Regions from separate parts of the Mus musculus genome. Here region 2 is linked to region 1. A link is a loop called in an ENCODE intact Hi-C map of the cell type or tissue named here. Cell type or tissue: heart. All regions are shown on one strand.

Region 1 (4,000 bases):
TCACATTAGAGTTGAAAATATTCAAGTCACATTTAAGGTAAAGGACTTGTACCCAGCACACTGAAGAATTCTCCAAAGTCAATAATGAAAAGACAACCCAATTACAGGGGGGCAAAGGCACTCATAGCATCATGCAATAGGATGGGACACTGGTTAACACCGGTAAGCTAATGCTGAACTGAGTTCACACTAGTGTCCGTGTGTGTTTTGACAAAAGCACACCACCACTGCCTGATAATGCAGTATCACACGGACAAGTTCCTCCCTCAAGATCCTCTGTGCTCCACCTACTCTTTTCTCCTCTGAAGCCCTGGTATCACTGATGGCTTCTCTGTTTCCAACTTTTTCTTTTTTCCAGATTGTCATACAGTTAGTAGTATACATATGCATCCTTTTCAAACTGACTTCTTTTGCTCAATAATTCACATTTAAGGCTCCAGGAGCCTTAAGTCACTCTATGGAGCCTTTCGTACCTTAGTATGTTTTCTTTATACTGTCTAACACTGCATTGTATGGATGCTTTAGCTCGTTCATAAGACAGAAATATAATGAAATTAGTGGTGATTGTCACATAACCCTATGAACATACTAAAAAGCAAATCACATAATTTATATGTGACGTGAATATATGATGTATGAATTATCTTTCAATAAAGCTTTTATTTAAAACAACAACATGGGGGCAGACTGCACGGCTCCCCAGTCAGGGGACTTGAGTTCAATCCTTGGAACGCATTTGGAGGAAAGAGAGAACTTCCCACAATTTGTCGTTTGACCTTTCCTCTACATGTGTGAAGTGGCATATGTGCACCTCCTTCTACACAAATGTAATGCCTTTGAAAGTGAGAGGACCAGTAGAAAGGGAAGCATCAATATGGCACCTGGAAGCTTATGTAGAATACAGGTCTCAGGAGTTCAAGGTAATCCTTTGATATACTGCAGGGAGAAAAAACTCACATAGGCTGAGGACACCGCTCAGAAGAGCACCTGGTTAGCATGCACAAAGCCCTCATCCACTAATTTGCCACAAAGAACAAGAAACATATGAGAGTGTTATGACCAAGAGAATCCTAAATGATCTAATCAGGAGATTTAAAAAGCCCAGAATTAAGATTCATCCAAGGGAGACGGAAAGAAACCAGTCTTCAAGCAAGACCTGATGATGATATCTTGGACAGCTCAGGCTTCAGTGAGCAGCTGTAACTTCTGCAGCAAGCAGGCACATGACTGTAGTTGTGTGTTCTTTAGGAACTTACTGGGTTTCTCAAAATCAGGGACCCTCATCCTCTTCCAAAGACTCTTAGAGTATGTACCTTCAGTCTTTTGAGAAAAGAGAATACACTTTTTTCTTGGTTAAGCAGGATGTGCAGGAGAAACCACTGTTTGTAAGCTGAGCCTTGAGTGAGGAGTCCTCTGTGCTATCTCATGAAGCCGCATCCCTTCACATGGACACCCCTGTCCTCATTGTTTTCAGGTAAGAGGGAAATCCATTCCTTAAGAAACAAAAACAATTTGTGTTTCCATATTTTTATGTTGGATATGTTCCCATGCTGGAAGTTTTTGTTGCTTTGGTTGCTTCTGGAATATCTTTTCTTCTCCCTAGCCTCCTCTTCTGGCTTGGGAACAACTTGTTCATTTTCAGTGAGGATCATCTCCATGAGGCAGGATGGGTTTAAAGATGCATCCTGGATGCTCAGTGATGAGACAACCTACACCTAAGCCCTCAAGTTCAGCATTACTCTCTGAACTTTTAACCATGTGCAGTAAAAAAATCAGCACTCTTCTTGGGCCACTGACCCTGTGTGCAGTCTTAGTGTCTGGCCTGGCATAACTACCAGCTGTACTATTATACGGACACTGCTTCTTTAAAGTGCCATCTTTCAGGCACTGGGTAGTTTTTCAGTTAAGTACATCTCTGATGCCCTGGGCAGTTACACAGGTGATCTTAAAGTGAACACGAAGACTTAAAATTAAAAAAAAAAAAAAGTTAAAATGCTCCTCAATTAAAAAAAAATTGTTTTCTCTATTTTTTTATTCTTATGGATGTTTTACCTGCATCTAAGTCTGTGTACCACATGAGTGGCTGATATCCTTGGAGGCCAGAAGTGGCATTGGATTCCCTGGAACTAGAGTTTAGATGGTTATAAGTCTATAAGTCACCCTGTGGGTGTTGGTAATTGAACTCAGGTGCTCTTAACAAGTTGAACCATCTCTCCAGCCCCTGGTTGATTTGAGCCTCCTGGTTTCCATAATTTTTTAAGGTGTCTGGGTAAAGAGAACAGTGAACCATTTTCACAGGTCACTTCAGGTGGCTTGCAGGAAGAGGCAGAAATATACTCAATATCCACTTTGACTAAATACTGTAAAACACTATTTTGCCATCTTTTATACATGCATTTACATTTAAATGCTCTAGCGGTTTGGGGTTTTTGTTTGAAATTGTTCAAGCTGACCTAAATTCACTATGGATTCTAGAATAGCCTTGAACTCACAACATTCTTGTGCCTTGGCTTCTCAAATGCTAGAATTACATCTCTGGCTAATAATGCTCGTTTTTAAGACAACTCATTAACGATCCAGTTGTTATATTCCACTTTACGAAGTGCTGCCGCAAAGCAACGTGGCACACTGCCTACTGGATAAAATACAGCTATGTCCTAGCCACTGCCCTTCCCCACCTTAAAGAAAAGAAATGGCAGGAGAGTGTCTCTCTGGGCTCTGAGGGACTTCCCTACTGTGTGGCTCGGGACTTTTTTTTTTTAACCAGAGTTTCAGAAAGCAAGAGAGTGTAACCATGTCTTCCTGCTGCTAACCTTTCTGTTAAGTCTCTCCTGTCAGGATAAAGAAAAAAATGCAGGCAGGCATCTCTAAAACCCAGCAATAATGCCCACATTCCCATTTTCACCAAGGTCTACCTTGGGGCCACACACCATGATTCTGTTTGACCCTGGAGCTGAGTAGCACGGTACAGATAACTCTGTGTGGACCTTAGCAATGCCTGTCTCGGTCTCATGGTCTATACTGACTGCGTGTGCTTCTCTGCTATCTATGTCTTCCACAGTTGGACATGGTTTGGCTTCTGCCCTATCACTCTTCTGAAACTGTTCCTGGTACGCATGGGTGTGGGTTTTTTGTTTTGTTTTGTTTTTGTTTTCTATTTAAGAAGGGTTTCATGTGTTCCCAGACCAGCCTCAAAATGACAATAACCTTGAAATCCTTTATTTTATTTGACAGAGGGTCTCAGTACATAGCCATGGCTGGCCTGGAACTTGCAACCTAGATCTACCTGCTTCTGCCTAAGATTGAAGGCTGGTGCCACCATGCATGGACTGCCTGGGCCGTGAGATCACAGGTGTGAGCCATCATGCCTGACCATCACCTTCATTTCTCGTCTCAGCTCTAGTTACTCTTCTAGCTGTCTGCCTCACCCACAGCAAAGTTCTTTTAAAATAGCTATAAGTTCTTACTCATTCCCATCTCTACCATTTACCACTGGCACACTCTAGGTAACAAACACTTGATAAATTAAAGAACAAACAAGGGAATGTTTTCAAATCCCTTAAAAAGCAAAACATCTTAACTAAGATTTCACTTAGGTTTCTTTTGCAGGGCAGGGGGTGAGGGAGGAAGAATGAAACAGATGTGGCTAGCCTTGACCTCCAGGTATAGCTGGGGATGGCCCTGATCTCCTGATATTCTTGTCTATACCCCAAGTGCTGGGGTTTCAGGCACATGCCACCATACCTGACTCTGGTTTCCAAATAAACTGTGGAGTACCCAAGCTCATGGACAGATTGCCTGCACAAGTTTGTGGACAGGACAGGCAAGCAGGCACACTAACATCTCCTGTCAGACATTTGTTCAGATGTGCTGGCTTTTCCATCTTGGTATTGTGGAAAGTGTTGGAGGAGGTGGTGGCTAGGAACAGGAGCAGATTGCTGGCTTATGTGAGACTCCTAGTAGGGTGGCTCCAATGTGGCAGTGGATGGCTAAGGGGCAA
Region 2 (4,000 bases), 62 kb before region 1:
CCATTGCCAGGTTGTTTGAGACAATGTTTTCCTGCACTCCTTAGGCTGGCTTTGAACACCTGAAACTCCTAAGCCTCCCAGAAACTAGCTTTGAAGATGAAGGTCAGACTTTTATCTCTTGAAGAAAAAAAAAAAAAAGACAAAAAAATTGTTTGCTGTGTGCATTTACATGCATCACGTGTGGTTCCCACGCTGGGCAGGAAAGGGTACTGGATCCCCTGGAGTTGGAGTTCTCAGAGTTTATGAGCTGCCATGTGGGCAGTAGGAATTGGACTCCAGTTGTCTTCAAGAGCAGCGACTGCTTTTCATCGCTGAGCCATCTCTGCAGCCCCGATGGACTCTTCATCTAACTCCCATACAGACTTTCCATTAGAGCCAGATTATACTGTTCAATGCAATCCTTTAGGGTGGCTAAGGTGGCGTACCTCTGTAGTCCCCGCACTTGGGAGAATGAGACAAGAGGATTCCAAATTTGAAGCCATTCTCCATTACATAGCAAGACCCTCTCTCAAAAAACAACCAACCGCTACAATCTGCAGTGATAGCTTCTTTGAGGACAGATGTCAGTCTTAACAAAGGAAGCCCTTTTTGAGTTAGTCTAGTCATAAATATGAACAAGAAATTCATTCACCCTCTCTGTATTTTCTCTCTTATGAAGGAAATGTCAGGTCAATATAGGTGTGGAAAACTGGTTATCATTCTACCTCAAGTAAGCTATTGTTCTTATCTATAATAGAGAACCTGTTTCTTTGTTTAAAACAGCGTTTCATGTAGCCCAGGCTGGTTTATGACTCCATACGTGGGGATTGCCCTGAACTTCTGATCCTGCCTCTATAGGTCTACCACCAAGTCCCATTTTACTCAGTTCTGCATAAATCCGTGGCTTTTAGGCAAGGAGCCTACCAACTGATCTACAAACCCCATTTTTTTTCTTCTTCAATGTACCACCATACCCAGATTGTATAGGAAAAAAAATGTTCAAAGTATGCTAAATTTTACTATTATATTGAACATAAAAAAAAAAATCCGAGGTGAGATGATAGCTTCTCTTGAGACAAATGTTGGAAGCATGACAAGTCTTCAAGTTCTGACCTCTTCTGTTCACATACATACATTTCCCCCTTCTTACTGGTTAAAATCTCACTTTTTCTGGTAGAAAAATGTTACAAATCTAAAGACTTCAATCTCACCGGTCAAAAAATAGGGTCTAATAAAATTGCCAAATAAATTCCATTGTTTTGAAAACTAGAAAAATGCTCAGGCTTAGCTAAGTTGCCAGTTATTAATTTTTTTTGAACGTACTGGAATCTATCAATAGAAATTCCTTCACAAATCAGTTTGCCTCTACTTGCAAATGGATAACCATATCTAAAATAATCTATGCTTATCAGATAATATTTTATGAGCACTGTCTGAGTCTATTTAGAGCGGACTTTGAAGGGACATTCAGACTCTTATGAACTAACTGGCTTCTGCTTTAAAGGGCTACTGCTTCTAGTGTCAGCTCTTTCTAGTTTCAAAATTTGCATGGCCGCCTTTCTGAGTCGCCTTCAAGAACAGTCTTAGCCCAGTCAGGAATTGCTCGAACTCCGGCGGCCTTAGGGTCAGGCTTATTTGCATCTTTGCTAAACAAAGTCCATCCTTTGAGGCGTCAGCGCCGCCGGTCTTCGCTCTCACGCTCCGCTGCTCACTTCAGCGACGGTGGCGTGCACAGCACCTGGGTCATCTGTGCTCACGATCCTGCCGCGACACCGACTCTGGGCGTTGTGGTTCTCATTTCAGGGCTCCGAGATTCCCACGGCACACTCGGCTGCTCGCTCCCTAGTCCCGGGACTAGGAGGCGCGGTTTTCCCGGAGAAATCCACGTCAGCCGCGCAGGCGCAGGCGCAGGATCTGGGCGGAGGGAAGGGGCCTGCGCTCGGCCCGCGGTAAACAAGCACTGCGCAGGCGCCGTGCGCCAAGGTGATTTTTTTTTTGTTTTGTTTTTTGTTTTTTGGTTTGCATAGCATCATAAAAAAGGGGGAAGGCCAAAGCAAACCCTAGCATCTTAAGACGATCGACGGTGTGGCTTCTGCTACTCTCACTCTGAGGCACCGGCTGCGCGACCATGGCAGCCATAACTCTTCCACAGAGCTGCCGGCCTTGAGCTCTTTCGCTCACTGTCTACACTGAGGCTGAGAGGACAGAGAAAAGACAGAGAAAAAAAAGAAGAAAGAAAGAAGATTTAAAGGAGAGGTGGTGGGCGGTTCCCACAACGCCACCGTAAAGACCTCTGTGCCTCTTTCCCCAGACAACGCGAGATCCTGTGCCAGCCGGGACTCCGCCCCCGCCCCGCCCGTGGCTGTGTGCGCATGCGCTGGGCTTTTTGGCGCGCAAACCGTTCAGAACTTCCTGCTTGGTCACAGGTGGCCCCGTCGGCCCCCGAGGGATGTCAGTCAGGTCGGAGCCGGGGATTCACGCCCACTGCGGCACGTCCTTAGGGATTTTTCGGTCAAAATTCCACTTGACTGTAACTCGCCCCCCCCATTCTTCTGTTCTCGTATGGGTCATGAGGTCTCCGCGAATCCAAGAGTCAGAGTGGGAAGAGAACCCCTCGCGGTTTTTAAAAGATGTTGCGATTTCGTTGTGTGGCACGCGAGCTAACTGGCATAAAAGGATAAATCTGGGGAACGAACGGGACTTCCCCCCCCCCACCCCCGAAGATTCTGAGAGGCTGTGAATGTGGACCGGGCTAACACAGTGATATGAAGATGAGAAGTTTTAAAAATGGAAGGAGCCAATGAAGGCTTGAGAGATGAGGCTAGGAGGAATTAGAGCAGTAGAGGAAGTTTAGCTTAAAATATTTACGCATATTTATAAGCAAGTAGGCAGCAGTGCCGCATATTTAGTCTACGATAGCGAAGTGAAATGGGGATGTCTTTGAGTGCAACAGAAACATTTTTTAAAGTTGTCGCAGGCAAGAGCTGAGGTTGGGGCGGGGTAAAACAGATAATCTGGAGTCTTAGGATGTTGCAAGTGTGGACCGCTCTGACTGATTTGGCCTCTTTTCTCTCTCAGGGGACGTGGAACACCTGCACAAACTGGATTTTTGCCCTATCACGACTCTGAGGTACCATCCGGCAACTGAAGTGTCCTCTTTCCAATAGAATGCCTGGCCTCTCCCACCAACTTCACGGTTCAGCCGGAATGAAATTTGGCTAACAAGTCACTCAGATGAGTCACTGGCTCATTACAAGATTATAGATTTCTAATCTATAGCCTTCCAGTTGTGTAGATCTTAGGATTCACTCTAATATTGGGAGCAGTGCTATATAGTACAGACAGTATTGTCATTTTTACTGTCCCTGGAGATTGTTTGCAGGACCTTGCACAAGTCCCGCAATGCATGATGCTCAAGTCCCCTGCGTAATGAGGTATACTATTTGCATATGACCCTTGTACATCTTTCTGTAAAGTTTAAACAATCTCTAGATTATTTGTGATATGTACATCGATGTAAATGCTATGTAAATAGCTCCTGTACTATATTGTATAGGGAGTAATGGCAAGAAAAGCATTCAGTACAGATGCAAATTTATCTTCTCTATTTTTATATCTGCTTTTGGCTGAATGTGAGGATGTGAAACCCATGGATGTGGGGGGTTGACTCCTCTCTCTCTCTCTCTTTCTCTCTCTCTCTCTCTCTCTCTCTCTCTCTCTCTCTCTCTCTCTGCCTGTGTGAAAGAGTTACCTCACTGTATTGATCAGATATGCCTAAATGGACTAAAAAAATCTAGTCTCTTATCTCAACTTTCTGAATAGCTGACACTCCCAAGTGTGTGTTGGGTACAGTTCTGGATATATTTTGATCCTTTGTGTGCTTTATAAAGAAAATGCAGGAAGATTGACGGGATATATAATTTGACTAGTCCTAACAACAGAGTAGCAATATAGCTTCCTTTGTAAGAAAACAAAGAATGGAAGGTCTTAGGATTAAAGCTGGCAGTGATGGAGAAGGCGC

The links. Peaks named below come from ENCODE experiments on the same cell type or tissue, not always from the same donor. Only the 100,000 strongest peaks of a DNase experiment are listed, where the experiment ranks them.
Region 2: it touches region 1 in a loop (9-fold over the local background); 1 of 42 quality-filtered maps calls a loop at or near these places.

Annotation. Positions count from the first base shown.
Region 1 is chr6:134,833,809-134,837,808 of GRCm38, reverse strand. All of the region lies in intron 1 of Crebl2 (cAMP responsive element binding protein-like 2), which reads right to left. Among named protein-coding and RNA genes, the nearest start is that of Crebl2, 5.6 kb to the right of the region's middle. In heart, no CTCF peak of the experiment used is centred here; no DNase peak of the experiment used is centred here.
Region 2 is chr6:134,896,271-134,900,270 of GRCm38, reverse strand. It overlaps Gpr19 (G protein-coupled receptor 19), which reads left to right and starts at 2,077. Exons shown (of 4, transcript NM_001362050.1): 1 at 2,077-2,439; 2 at 3,058-3,109. 2810454H06Rik (RIKEN cDNA 2810454H06 gene) reads right to left here and starts at 2,310. Exons shown (of 1, transcript NR_029441.1): 1 at 1-2,310. RefSeq lists a cis regulatory region at 2,130-2,665. In heart, a CTCF peak has its summit at 1,825; DNase peaks (open chromatin) are centred at 1,830 and 2,360; H3K4me3 peaks cover 2,202 bases; H3K27ac peaks cover 2,093 bases.